3 separate regions of the Homo sapiens genome follow, and regions 1 and 3 are each linked to region 2. Evidence: chromatin contacts called from ENCODE Hi-C or POLR2A ChIA-PET data. All regions are on one chromosome and are shown on one strand. Each heading gives the region's core, a stretch centred on a gene start or an enhancer-like site at or near the end of the contact. The rest is flanking DNA. Distances are from core to core; before and after follow the strand shown.

The links. Hi-C counts contacts between places; a loop is a spot of excess contacts on that map. ChIA-PET counts read pairs that join two places held with the same protein, here RNA polymerase II (POLR2A). Pooled maps may share reads with other maps.
Region 1: a loop to region 2 is called in a pooled map, with 6 times the contacts of the local background. The contact joins the promoter of ATP5F1D here to the enhancer-like site in region 2. A Hi-C loop is called at or near these places in 1 of 168 maps with a recorded cell type or tissue (sciatic nerve), 1 of 37 single-sample maps with no recorded cell type and 4 of 50 pooled maps. POLR2A ChIA-PET finds 5 or more read pairs at or near these places in 4 of 52 experiments (A673, B cell, activated B cell and 1 more).
Region 3: a loop to region 2 is called in a map with no recorded cell type, with 22 times the contacts of the local background. The contact joins the promoter of TPGS1 here to the enhancer-like site in region 2. A Hi-C loop is called at or near these places in 1 of 37 single-sample maps with no recorded cell type and 2 of 50 pooled maps. POLR2A ChIA-PET finds 5 or more read pairs at or near these places in 2 of 52 experiments (H1 and activated CD4-positive, alpha-beta T cell).

Annotation. Positions count from the first base shown.
Region 1 is chr19:1,240,179-1,244,369 of GRCh38, reverse strand. ATP5F1D (ATP synthase F1 subunit delta) reads right to left here and starts at 2,619. Exons shown (of 4, transcript NM_001687.5): 1 at 2,379-2,619; 2 at 1,761-1,914; 3 at 185-273; 4 at 1-55. The coding sequence starts at 2,519. RefSeq lists silencers at 1-42, 2,340-2,449, 3,789-4,148 and enhancers at 2,750-2,819, 2,860-2,989, 3,856-4,191.
Region 2 is chr19:945,007-949,144 of GRCh38, reverse strand. The region is part of intron 3 of ARID3A (AT-rich interaction domain 3A); the gene reads right to left. Among named protein-coding and RNA genes, the nearest start is that of ARID3A, 21 kb to the right of the region's middle. RefSeq lists a silencer at 1-78 and enhancers at 1,263-1,662, 1,743-1,802, 1,347-1,846. Within about 2 kb of position 1,809, at least 5 of the 41 ENCODE cell types and tissues checked have a DNase peak (open chromatin) inside an H3K27ac peak, as active enhancers do; they include B cell, where a contact is called at or near this core.
Region 3 is chr19:505,267-509,020 of GRCh38, reverse strand. TPGS1 (tubulin polyglutamylase complex subunit 1) reads right to left here and starts at 1,524. Exons shown (of 2, transcript NM_033513.3): 1 at 1,177-1,524. The coding sequence starts at 1,514. MADCAM1-AS1 (MADCAM1 antisense RNA 1) reads left to right here and starts at 1,132. Exons shown (of 3, transcript XR_936221.4): 1 at 1,132-1,645. MADCAM1 (mucosal vascular addressin cell adhesion molecule 1) reads right to left here. Exons shown (of 5, transcript NM_130760.3): 5 at 3,678-3,754. RefSeq lists enhancers at 1,379-1,718, 1,591-2,448 and a silencer at 2,249-2,378.

The DNA of each region.
Region 1 (4,191 bases), core at 1,370-3,869, 290 kb before region 2:
CGTCAGCTGTCCCCACCAGCTCCGCCTGGGCCTTCTCCAAGTTTGCCTTGGCTGCCTGCAAGGGGTTGAGGGGCGGTGAGGGGCCAGCAGCGACCCCAGCCCGGCTCCTGGTCCCCCAGCGCTCCCTCCCCCGCAGCCTGGACAGCTCCAACCTGCTGAGCCTCAGGTCCCCTCTGACACTCACCCCCAGGTCCAACATGTCCAGCGTCACGGCCTCTTCGGCCAACAACTGCACCGAAGAGTCGGCGTTCACTGCGATGGAACCGCTGCTCACTGGGGGAATGGGGCGGGGGGAAGGCGTGAGACCCCAAAGGGCTGCACAGCCTCAGGGACTCCCCTGGTCAAGTCCAGAGCCCCCTGTGAACCAGGAGCTCCACAAACATCCAAGTCTGTGTCCTGAGTGTGCAAACAGACCCACAGGACTGGCCCTGGGCCCAACATGGCGGGCAACTGCTAGAGAAGAACAAAACAGGGGCCGCAAGAAAGGACTAGAAGCTGGAGGAACCCCCAAAAGCACTGCCTGGGGACAGAGGCCCTCCCTCTGACCCACCACCCATGGGTTGAGCTGGGGTCAGGGCCAAAGGCAAGCTGAGTTCAAATCTGGCCACCACTGGAAACCAGTGAGGCTTAGAACTGCTTTTTTTCCTGCACAAATGACCTTCCTCCCCTAATCTGATCAGCCCTCCCAACATGGTTTTTTGAGGGGTTTTTTTGGCACAGGGTCTCACTCTTGTTGCTCAGGCTGAAGTGCAGTGGCATGATCTTGGCTCACTGCAGCCTTGACTTCCCCGGCTGAAGCGGTCCTCTTGCTTCAGCCTCCCGAGTAGCTGGGACTACAGGTGTGCACCACTACAACCAGCTAATTTTTTGTAGTATGGGATTTCACTATGTTGCCCAGGCTGGTCTCAAACTCCTGGGCTCAAGAGACCCTCCCACCCCGGCCTTCCAAAGTGCTAGGATTACAGGTGTGAGCCACCGCACCCAGCCTCGCCTGGTCAGTTTCTTTTTATTTTTTGTAGAGACAGGGTCTCACTATGTTGCCAAGGCTAGTCTCAAACTCCTGGGCTTAAGCGATTCTCCCACTTCAGTCTCCCAAAGTGCTGAGATTACAGGCATGAACCACTGGGCCTGGGTGGTTTTACATCTCTTGCTTCGACCATCCTACATTGGTTGGTCCAGAGCCAGTCATAAACCGGCTGAGAGCAGGGTCCCCTCTGGTTCGCTTTCATCACCGGCCAGCCCAGGCTCCTCAGTGGACAAACCTGCTAAAACTGTATTTTTCTTATTTGAGATGGAGTTTCACTCTTGTTGCCCAGGCTGGAGTGCAGTGGCACAATCTCCTCAGCCTCCTGACTAGCTGGGACTACAGGCACCCGCCACCACGCCTGGCTAATTTTTTGTATTTTTAGTAGAGACGGGGTTTCACCGTGTTAGCCAGGATGGTCTCGATCTCCTGACCTCGTGATCCCCCCGCCTCGGCCTCCCAAAGTGCTGGGATTACAGGCGGGAGCCACCGCACCCGGCCAGTTTTCTGTATTTTTAGAAGAGACGGGGTTACATCATGTTGGCCAGGCTGGTCTCCGAACTTCTGACCTCAGGTGATCCACCTGCCTCGGCCTCCCAAAGTGCTGGGATTACAGGCTTGAGCCACCGTGCCCGGCCTAAAACTATTTTTTCTCGCAGCCTCAACTGAGACGGAGACTGACCTGGGATGTGGAGCCCCAGCCTGGCCTGGCCCTGCAGCCCTCCACCGGACTCACCAAAGTATTTGGAGGTGGTGCCGTCCTCTGCATGCACCACGACCAGCCCCGGCCGCAGGACCTGCAGCGTGGGCACGTGGGCCGCCAGGATGCCGAAGGCTCCGGTCAGCGTGGGCACGTCCACCTGCCGGACGTTGGCACCGTTGAAGAACACCTGCAGACAACAGCGTGGGGAATGATGGCGGGGCAGGCCGGCCCCGCGCCCACCGGGCACTCGGCCTGTCCTGCTAAGTAATGGGTCAGGGCAGGACCTGGCGCTGATGTGAGGCACTGAGACAACCCAGCGCAGGGATCCGAAGTTGCAGCTTTGGTCCTCAACAGTTGCGCCTCATTCTACTGATCCGCGAAATGGGAATGCAACGATCCGGCGACACCCAGGCTTTGGCCAGGGAGATCGGGGAGGGCACCCAGGAGACGCTTATCTCGGGGAGGTGCCCGGGACGAGGGCAGCGCAGGGCTCGGGCAGCAGAGGCAGGGCCGAGGGTCCAGGGCTGAGTAGCCTCGGCTTCCGGGGCGCGCGGGTCCGGGGGCCCGGAAGCGGGGGTCGCGCCCTGGGGGTGGGGACCCTGGACTCCGGGGGCGGCGGCCACGGAGGGTCCCGACCCGCAGCGCCCGAACCTGCGTGGGAGAGGCGAAGGTGAAGGACATCTGGTTGGGGCCAGAGGCGGCAGCCGGGGCGGCGGCGGCCTCGGCATAGGCACGGGCGTGGCGGACGAGGCGGCCAAGTCCCGGGCGGCGGAGCAGCGCGGCGGGCAGCATGGCAGCGGCGGGCGGCAGGAAGCGGGTAGCTGGCGGACAGCGGACTCCGGCGCGGCGCGGGCGGCCTGGAGGGCGAGGAGGACGACGCGCAGGGACGTCTGGGAGGAGGAGTCCCGGCGAGAGCGCAAGCGCGAACTACGACTCCCGGCAGGGCGCACGCGACGTTGACGACGCAGTGCCCCGTCGTGAGGTATTCTGGGGGTTGCAGTTTTGTTCCGGCCCGGGCTGCGGCAGAACCAGGGGGTGGTCAGATAAGGGCGGTGAAACCGTCCTGGGAGGTGGAGTAAAACGAACTTCAGTGAAATTCAAGATTCGGCTGCGTGGTGGCTCACGACTGTAATACCAGCGCTTTAGGAGGCTGAGGCCAGAGGATCACTTGAGGCCAGGAGCTGGAAACCAGCCTGGGCAATAGTGTAGATCGCCCCCACCCCCGACCCGTCTGTACAAAAAAAAAAAAAAAGATTTTTGGGGCGCTCATTGGATGCAGGGCCCTGGATAGACATCAAGAAAACATCAAGTTTCCGGCTCTGGGCCAGGTGTGGTGGCTCCAACCTGTAATCCCAGCACCTTGAGAGGCCAAGGCAGGAGAATCACTTGACCCCAGGAGATGGAGACCAGTCTGGGCAACAGAGGGAGACCCCGTCTCTACAAATAATCAAAATTAGCCGGGCGTGGTGATGCACGCCTGTGGTCCCAGCTACTGGGGAGGCTGAGGCGGGAGCATCGCTTGGGCCTAAGGAGATTGAGGCTGCAGTGAGCTATCATTGCGCCACTGCCTAGCCTGGGCAACAGAGTGAGAATCCCACTCTGGGGCCGGGGGTTATTTAGCAGACATTTGAGATCATTAATAAGCAGGTCAGGCCGGGCGCGGTGGCTCACGCCTGTAATTCCAGCACTTTATCCGATCTGGAGGGCGAGGCAGGCGGATCACCTGAGGTCAGGAGTTTGAAACCAGCCTGGTCAACATGGCGAAACCTCGTCTCTACTAAATATACAAAAATTAGCCGAGCATGGTGGTGGGCGCCTGTAATCCCAGCTACTCGGGAGGCTGAGGCAGGAGAATAGCTCGAACCCGGGCGGGGGGGGGGGGGGGAGGTTGCAGTGAGCCGAGATCGCGCCACTGCACTCCAGCCTGGGCGACTGAGCAAGACTCTGTCTCAAACAAAAAAATAAATAAAATTTAAAAACAAACAGGTCGTAGTGGTAGGTGGTGGCAAAAGCCAAAAATAAATCACAGTAAAAGCCGAGAAAGTGTGCAGGACGGGACAGGGTGGAAGGCTGCAGGTGCAGCTGTTCTAGGAAACGGCGACCGCGGCGAGGGGCACAGCGCGGGCGACGCGGGAGGGCTCGCTGGGGATCCCGGACCCCGGCGCGCTGCTCCTCGACGCCGGCAGAGGGCGCTCCGCGCCCGGAGATGCGCTCGCCGACCCCCCACCTCCTGCCTGGCCGTCGCCCCCGTGCGCCTCTGACGCAGGAGCGCGTGCGCGGGCGGCTCGGGGCTCCGCTGCCGTCAGCCAGCGGCCCGCGCAGCCTCGCTCGCGGCTATGACGTCACCGCCCCGCCCCCGCGCTCACGCAGGTCTGCGGCACCCGGCCGGGCCCCCAGCCCCGCTCCTTAGGCTCCGGGAAAATGCGGAATCGGGGATGGCGGGGGTTGGGGCTCGGGCTCCCTG
Region 2 (4,138 bases), core at 560-3,059:
TCTGGTAACCAGGTTTGCAGAGTACCAGCAACCTGCAAAGCCCTTCACTTGTCCACAGTCCGGAGAGGCGGGAAGGAGGCGGCCAGAGTGCACCCCCGCAGCCACATCACTGCTGTAGACTCCAGGATGGCCACGCGCGGTGGCTCATGCCTGTAATCCCATAATCCCAGTACTTTGGGAGGCCGAGGCGGGCGGATCACCTGAGGTCAGGAGTTTGAGACCAGCCCGGCCAACATGGCAAAACCCTGTCTCTACTAAAATACAAAAATTAGCCGGGCGTGGTGGCGCACGCCTGTAGTCCCAGCTACTCGGGAGGCTGAGGCAGGAGAATCACTTGAATCCGGGAGGCGGAGGTTGCAGTGAGCTGAGATCGTGCCACTGCACTCCAGCCTGGGCGACAGAGTGAAACTTTGTCTCAAAAAAAAAAAAAAAAAAAAAAAAAGACTCCAGGCCTCATCCCTCGTCCCCTCCCCACAGAGTCCAGAGGCCAGGAATGAACAGCTGGACAGATGAGGCAGGAATGAAGAAGGAATGAAGACGGAGCAGAGCCTGGGGCTGCAGGCGGGAGGAGGGCACGGGGGGCAGGAGGACCTGGAGGACCTGGAGTCTCGCGCCCCAGTCTGCCCATTCTCCGGGCCTCAGTTTACCCATGGTGGGGGTGGGGCCGAAGCCATCAAGAAGCGGAAGCTGGCGCTGTGGCCCCGCAGGACCGCGGCCCCGGGAGGCCGGGGGATTTTGAATCTCGCTGTTTTTCCCGTCCCGGAAACTCCCAGGACTGACAGAGGCAGCAGAGCTGAGCGTGGACCACAGGGCCAGCCACACGGGGCTGTCAGTCCACAGCGTTTCTGCCAGGACAGGGCACTCTGCAGCCATTATTGAGCACCTCCTGTGTGTCCTGGACTATCTTGTATGCTGGGGAGATGCAGTGTCCAAAAAGGGCCCGGACTTCCCGGTTCAGGGAGCAGGAGGAAGAGGTCAGCTGGGGCGGGTGGGCTGTGAAGGGAAACACCAGGGGACAGGCGGCCCCGACCGACCTGGACTGATGGGTCGGGGGAGGGCAGGGTCACCCACACCCAGCAGGCGCTTACTTAGCTAGCGTCTGCTGTGTGACCTCAGGCCCTTCCCCGCCCTCTCTGGGCTCTGCCTGGCCATGGGTTGCTCCTCGTGCACCTGACCAGCCGGGGGGCTCCCCCGCCTGCCTAAGCCACGAGGTCCTTTCAATTCCCGTCAGCACAGCCAGGCCTCGGCGGATGCAGATGCTGAGAGCCCCGCCGGGCGTGGGGAAATTGGGGAAGTGATTCTGGGCAGGGCCGAACATCTGCCGGCTCCACTCCCCCGGCCCTGATGGGCCCCGAGTCCCCTCTCTGGAAATACACAGCGCCGCACCCACGGGGCGGATATTAATAACACTCTCCAGAAATGACAATGAAGCGCGGCCCGGGAAGCTGGCGTGGTGAAGGTGCTTCTCTGTGGATTTCCAGATCACGAGATTCCGGGGGAGCTTGCTGACGCCAGACCCTCCTCATTCTCCCGTGACGGGCCCTTCGTGCGATCGCCACCCTGGCACCTCGGTCTTCTCATCTGTGAAACGGTCCCGGGGCATCTGGGTGGGGGCTGAGACATGGATGGGGGAGTCCCTTGCTCAGGGAGGAGACGCTGACCGGCCGCCAGCCCGTTTCACAGTTGGGGAAACTGAGGCCCACGAGTCCAGGACGGCAGCGACAGGCCTGGTGCTGAGATGTGGCCGGGGTGGGATCAGCTGACAGGCACTTCCAGAAAGTTGGTGCAGAGGAGGCAGGAGGCAGCCCCATGGCGGCGAGATATGACGTGGAAATCTGGGGCCCGCAGTCCCTAATAGAGTCTCCGCCGAGGGCACTGGCCTTAAGCAGCCCCTCTATCTGCCAGGAAACCCGTTTCACAGATGCAGACACAGACACAGATCTGGGCTGACGGCAGGGGGTGCCCCAGGCCACACACAGACACACCCCACCCCACGGTGCCCAGCAATGGGGGGCACCCAGCAAACATTTCAATGCAGAATCTCAGTGTGGGCTGGGCACAGTGGCTCCCACCTTTGATCCCAGCACTGTGGGAGGCCGAGGTGGGCAGACTGCTCGAGCCCAGGAGTTTGAGACCCGCCTGGGCAATATGACAAAACCCTGTTTTTACAAAAAAAAAAAAAAAAATTAGCCAGGCATAGTGGCGCACCTGTAATCCCAGCTACTCAGGGGGCTGAGGCAGGAGGATCACGTGAGCCCAGGAGCTCGAGGCTGCAGTGAGCCGAGATGACATCACTGCACTCCAGCCTGGGCAACAGAGGGAGACCCTGTCACACACACACACACACAAACAAACAAACAGAATTTTAGTTTTGAAGCCTTTGGGATTAAAGAAAGAAAACATTAGCCGGGGACGGTGGCTCACGCCTGTAATCCCAGCACTTTGGGAGGCCGAGGCAGGCGGATCACTTGAGGTCAGGAGCTTGAGACCAGCCTGGCCAACATGGTGAAACCCCATCTCTACTAAAAATACAAAAATTAGCCGGGCATGGTGGCGGGCGCCTGTAGTCCCAGCTACTCGGGAGGCTGAGGCAGGAAAATGGCGTGAACCCGGGAGGCGGAGCTTGCAGTGAGCCAAGACCGCGACACCGCACTCTAGCCTGGGAGACAGTGAGACTCCGTCTCAAAAAAAAAAAAAAAAAAAAAGATTCAAAAAATTAGCCGGGCGTGGTGGTGCACGCTTGTAATCCCAGCTACTCGGGAGGCTAAGGCAGGAGAATCGCTTGAACCCGGGAGGCGGAGCTTGCAGTGAGCCAAGATCGCACCACTGCACTCCAGCCTGGGTGACAAAGCAAGACTCTGTCTCATAAATAAATACATAAATAAATAAATAAAAAGGAAAAAGTAAAAGTAAAAAAAACAAAAAAATAAAAATGAAATACCCAGTGTTCTCCTCCCCCAGGCAGTGACGAACCTGCCACTCCACGCGGCCGGGGCGTTCTGTACAGGGTCCCCGCCCCCCAGACCGGCCAGCCCACCCACAATACGCCCTCATGCTCCCACCTGGACGCCGGGCCCCTGCCTCCGCGAGCCTCATTTTTCCCTGCTGAGAAATGGGCTCGGAGTAACCGCAGGGTCCAAGCACTTTGCCCAGAGCTGGGCACTCAGCAATTAACTCCGTCCTGGGGTTCCCTGCAGACGGGACCTGGACGGTCCCAGAAAGCCTCAGAAGTGTCATGCCCAGCAGGAGTGTCCATTTGGAAAGAGGCACCTGGTGGGAGACTGCGGTCCCATCACTCCCAGCCCAGGTTCTCTGAACAGAAACGCAGCCCAGCACCAGCAGCAGGAGCCGGGCAGTGCAAGGGGCCAGAACACGCCTGCCCCGGCCATGTCGACGCCGTCCCCACAATGGGACACGGGCCTGCCTGGAGTCCGGGCCCAAAGACGGCTGCAGGAAGGAAGGGGCTGCTTCCACCTCCCACCCTAGAGTCAAGAGGAAGGGCCCTCCCTGGTGGGCTCAGGGTCCGGGGTCCCTTGGGGTACACCTGGCCGGAGCTTCTGCCAGACCCCAGGCTGAGGGCAGGACAGGAACTGCCCCTACCATGGGCAGCAGCCTCGGAGGAGTCACTCAAGGCTCTGCCCGCTCCAGGGACACCCCACCATCCCACCCGCTGCAGGGAGCAGACGGAGGTGGGCTGGGGCCGCCCTGGACACCTCCCCGCTAGGGAGCAGACGGAGGTGGGCTGGGTCAGGCAGCAGGGGCCATGCCACACGCCGTCCCCTCTCTACAGGAGTTACAGGAGAAACCTGGTGAACCGTAAAGGCCAAGGATGAAAACAAAGTCACAAGAGCTGCACTCCTTCTGATACCATCCCCGTCTTACGGGCGGGGAAACTGAGGCCGAGAGGAGGAGGTCACAGGCACCAGGCCCAGGTCGGGCAGAGCTGGGATCTCTGCATGTTGGTGTGCCCAGGCTCTCTCCCCCCAGGTGGCATTAAAGCAATGAATAACCACAGAGGTGATCTGTCTAGTTCTTCCCCAAGAACCAGGTCCAAGGGCCCCCACGAGATGGGCATGTGGCCAACTGAGGGGTGGGGGCAGTGGCTGGGCAGGGCGCCAGCTAGGGCAGAGACGCCCAG
Region 3 (3,754 bases), core at 275-2,774, 440 kb after region 2:
CTTCTTCAAACCAGGGGCCTTCCATCGCAGTAAACGGCTCCACTGACCCTCTGGGCCTGCCCTTGCCCGCTCCCCTCCCACCTGGCTCCAGCAAATCATCGGGCGGGGCCTTCAGAGCCACTGGGCCACCGGAGCAAGTCTGCTCCTTGTCCAGGTACCCAACACCCTGCCACCCTTATCTGAGTATGATCTTGGACACCTGTGCACCCTGAACGTGGTAGGGGGGACACTCCCCATCTCTCTTCTCCCCCCGAACTTCTCTGGGACTCTGGCGAGGGCTGCCATGGTGGGCGCTTATGCCCTGGTTATGAGGCTGAAAGGGCACCTTTGCTTGGCATCCTTCCCTGCCTGCTCTTCCCACCCCCTTCCTGGGTTCTCTTGGGCGCACCCCCTTGTAAAATCACCTGCACACACAATGCCTACCTCAGGCTCCGCTTCTGGGGACCCCCCCCCCAACAAAAGACATCAGCCCATCCATCCCCAACGCCAACAGATAGTCCCCAACCACCTTCCCTGGGCTCAGAACTGGCCCCAGCCAGGGGACACCGCGCGTAGGCACCTGCAGCCTCGCATGCTTCAGCCAAATTCCGTGGCTTTCCCGCCTCCCGTGTGCCCCACACTCGGGGTCTAAATTTGCACCTGCTGGGCCTCTTCCCTGCAACCCGCCCGCACATCGCCAGGCTCTTCCAGGAATCCCCACCTGCCCGCTGGGAGCCTGTCCCCTAAGATGGGGGCCCTGGGTGACTGCGCTGCTCTCTGTAAATATTCACGTTCTGGCTGAATGGACGGGGATAACATGAGGCTGCTAAGGAGGCGACTAGGAGGACCTGGCTCGGGGGCTGGCTCTGCGACCTCGGGCCAAGTCCTCTTGAGCTGCACGATTTTGAAAATCATGAACTGCAAGGGGAAACTCAGCACCTGCAAAAAGGCATCACAGAAGGCGAAGCCGGCCAGAAGGACTCGCGCCGCATGCAGCGCGCTGCCTAGCGCCGGACCGAAGCCCGGACCCTCCAGCCCACCTTGTCCGATCCATCCCACCCAAGAAGGCATCGCGCACTACAACTCCCAGCAAGCCCCGGGCCCCTGCGCCGGCGCTGCGGGTAGGGAGCCGCGCGCGGCATGCTGGGAGTTGAAGTCCATCGCTGCCCCACCCGCCCAAGCCGGCCCACTGCGCACCTCTGGGAGTGGTGGGCCAGGCGAAGGTGCCATAGCGCGCGGCCCAGGCGCTGCTGCTGCAGCAGGAGCTGGCCCGGGGGCTCCCCGGCGCCGCCGTTTACAGGCGAGCGCAGGCCCATGTTCTCGAAGTAGTGAGCCAGGAAGGCGATCGGCTCCTCGGGCCGCGCCTCCAGCACCTTCAGCAGGGCCGCACGTAGCATTTCCGTCACGCCGACCTGCCGCAGGAAGTCCTCCTCGCTCTCGGCCGCCCCCGCCGCCCGGGATACCGACTGGCGGCCGCTGTCCGTGAAACCGGCCGGCGGTGGTACCGCTTGCCGCCGCTTCTCCACTGCCGCCATCTTCGCTGAGGGCAGCGGGACCGGAAGCACCGCCATATTCCACTGTGCGCTAGAGCCCCCCCAAGGCGGCCATCTTGATTAAGGGCAGAGGGCACCGGTATCCCGCTGGGAGACTTTGGGAAGTGACAAGGGTACGCTACCACTTTCCTTGTGTCCTTATTGGCACTCTCTCTTCTCCTCCCTCTTTGTGTATATTGATTGGCTCTCCTGGCTTTGGCCTCGGTCCTGAATTTTGCCAGACTCCAAAATGGCTGCCTCGGAAGTGCTTCGTTTCTGGCACAAAGCCGGATTGCTTGCCATTTGGGTAGTGAGCGAGTCCTTCATTAGCATGGTCTCCTAGCAACCAGTCTCCCTGGTTAGCAGAGAAGCCTGACGGAGCATGCGCGGGGCTGGACCTGCCCAGGACTGCTGGACCCAGCCCCGCGCCCGGCCCCCAGACCCTTTTCTCATGTTCATCTCTGAGCCTTGGTGCTGGGGGTCGAGCTCAGCCTGGCCTTCCGCCTAACTCAGTCAACGTCTGAGTGCGTAGCTCACCTCGTGGGAGAAGCCCCCTCCCCAGCTCCGCTGCAGCTGCGCTGAGCCCCTATTGGCGGCCACACGGGCGAGCATCCCGCGCTGTTACCCCCTGACCGCCAGAGGGAGCTTTCTGACACCGCAGCCTCCAGAGCTGTAAACTCTGCCATGGCTCTCCAGGGCCCCCGGGCTGGCACCTCCAGGCCTTCATCGCCTGACCTCGCTTCCGGCCGCCCTCCCGGCCCTCCCAACCCTCCGCAGCCCGCAGCCACCTCAAAACACAAGCAGTCTCCTCCATAAGCCGCCTCTGGGTGTGTTTCCCCAGGCGACCTCTGTGGATCTTCCCTCACTGCTTTCGGGGACTCCTGGTTAAGCTTCTCACCGAGGAAACCACTAAGCCCTCGCGTTTCCCCGCCCCGGGCAGAGCTTGCTGGGTGCCGTCCCCGTCCCTCAGGGGCGTTGCCCCGGGCAGGGGGCAATGAGAGCTGTTTGCCGGGGGACCGTTCCACCATCCTCCCAGCACAGGAATCTCTGGCGGGCAGACCAAATGCCCTTTGTAAAACGTGAAGTAGAGGTTCCTCTTCAAATGAGACTTTCCTCCCCATCTAATTAGGAATAAATAGTAACTTCTCTTAGAAGCAAAATGTATTCAAAGGCCTGTGGTAGGCCGGGCGCGGTGGCTCACGCCTGTCATCCCAGCACTTTGGGAGGCCGAGGCGGGCGGATCACGAGGTCAGGAGATCGAGACCATCCCGGCTAACACGGTGAAACCCCGTCTCTACTAAAAATACAAAAAATTAGCCAGGCGTGGTGGCGGGCGCCTGTAGTCCCAGCTACTCGGGAGGCTGAGGCAGGAGAATGGCGTGAACCCGGGAGGCGGAGCTTGCAAGTGAGCCGAGATCGCGCCACTGCACTCCAGCCTGGGCGACAGAGCGAGACTCTGTCTCAAAAAACAAACAAACAAAAGACCTGTGCTAACATTCTTTGTTAATTAATTGTTAATGTTATATTGAATATATATAATGTAATAAGGAAATCAACATACTTTATGTTCTTAGTGCCCACAATGTAGGCTAAATATCTGCCCTGGCATGCTTATACTGGTCCAAGCAAGCATTAGGTCATAACCTGTTCCTCTTCCTTATTTGAAGGTGTTTTTACCTTTCTTAGCATTCCACAAGCTACTTCTTCCTTCCTTTGTTCTCCTCTGCCTTTGCCTCTTTTTAAAAGTTCCAAGCTGCTAGCCGATCGGGATAAATACAGAATGTGAGGTCCCGTTCCAGCCAATGGAAACCGTCCCGTTCCAGCCAATGGAAACCGGACAGAGCAGTAGGGTGGACGCGTCAGGTTATAAATGACCCTGTCTCCTTTGTTCTGGATACTCTCGTGGCAAAACTGCTGGCCAGTGTACCCTTTCTGCAGAAAGTAAAACAGTGGCCTTGCTGAGGAAATGACATTTATATTCAAGTGCTATTTCTTTACGGCACCGGGGAACAAGCATTTCTAACACTTTCTTCTCCAGCCCCGGACTGTGGGATGAGGGAGATGGAGCCATCAGGGCAGGACCCACAGTCAACCCTCTGCTGTCCGGAGCCCTCAGACCTCTCCTCTCCACGGAGTGGGTGTCAACTGAGAAAACTGACACGTTTGTATCATTTTAGGAGGTTTATTTGCCAAAGCCTCAGGAGGTCCTGACGACAGGGGCCCAGGGTGGTCAGGGCACAGCT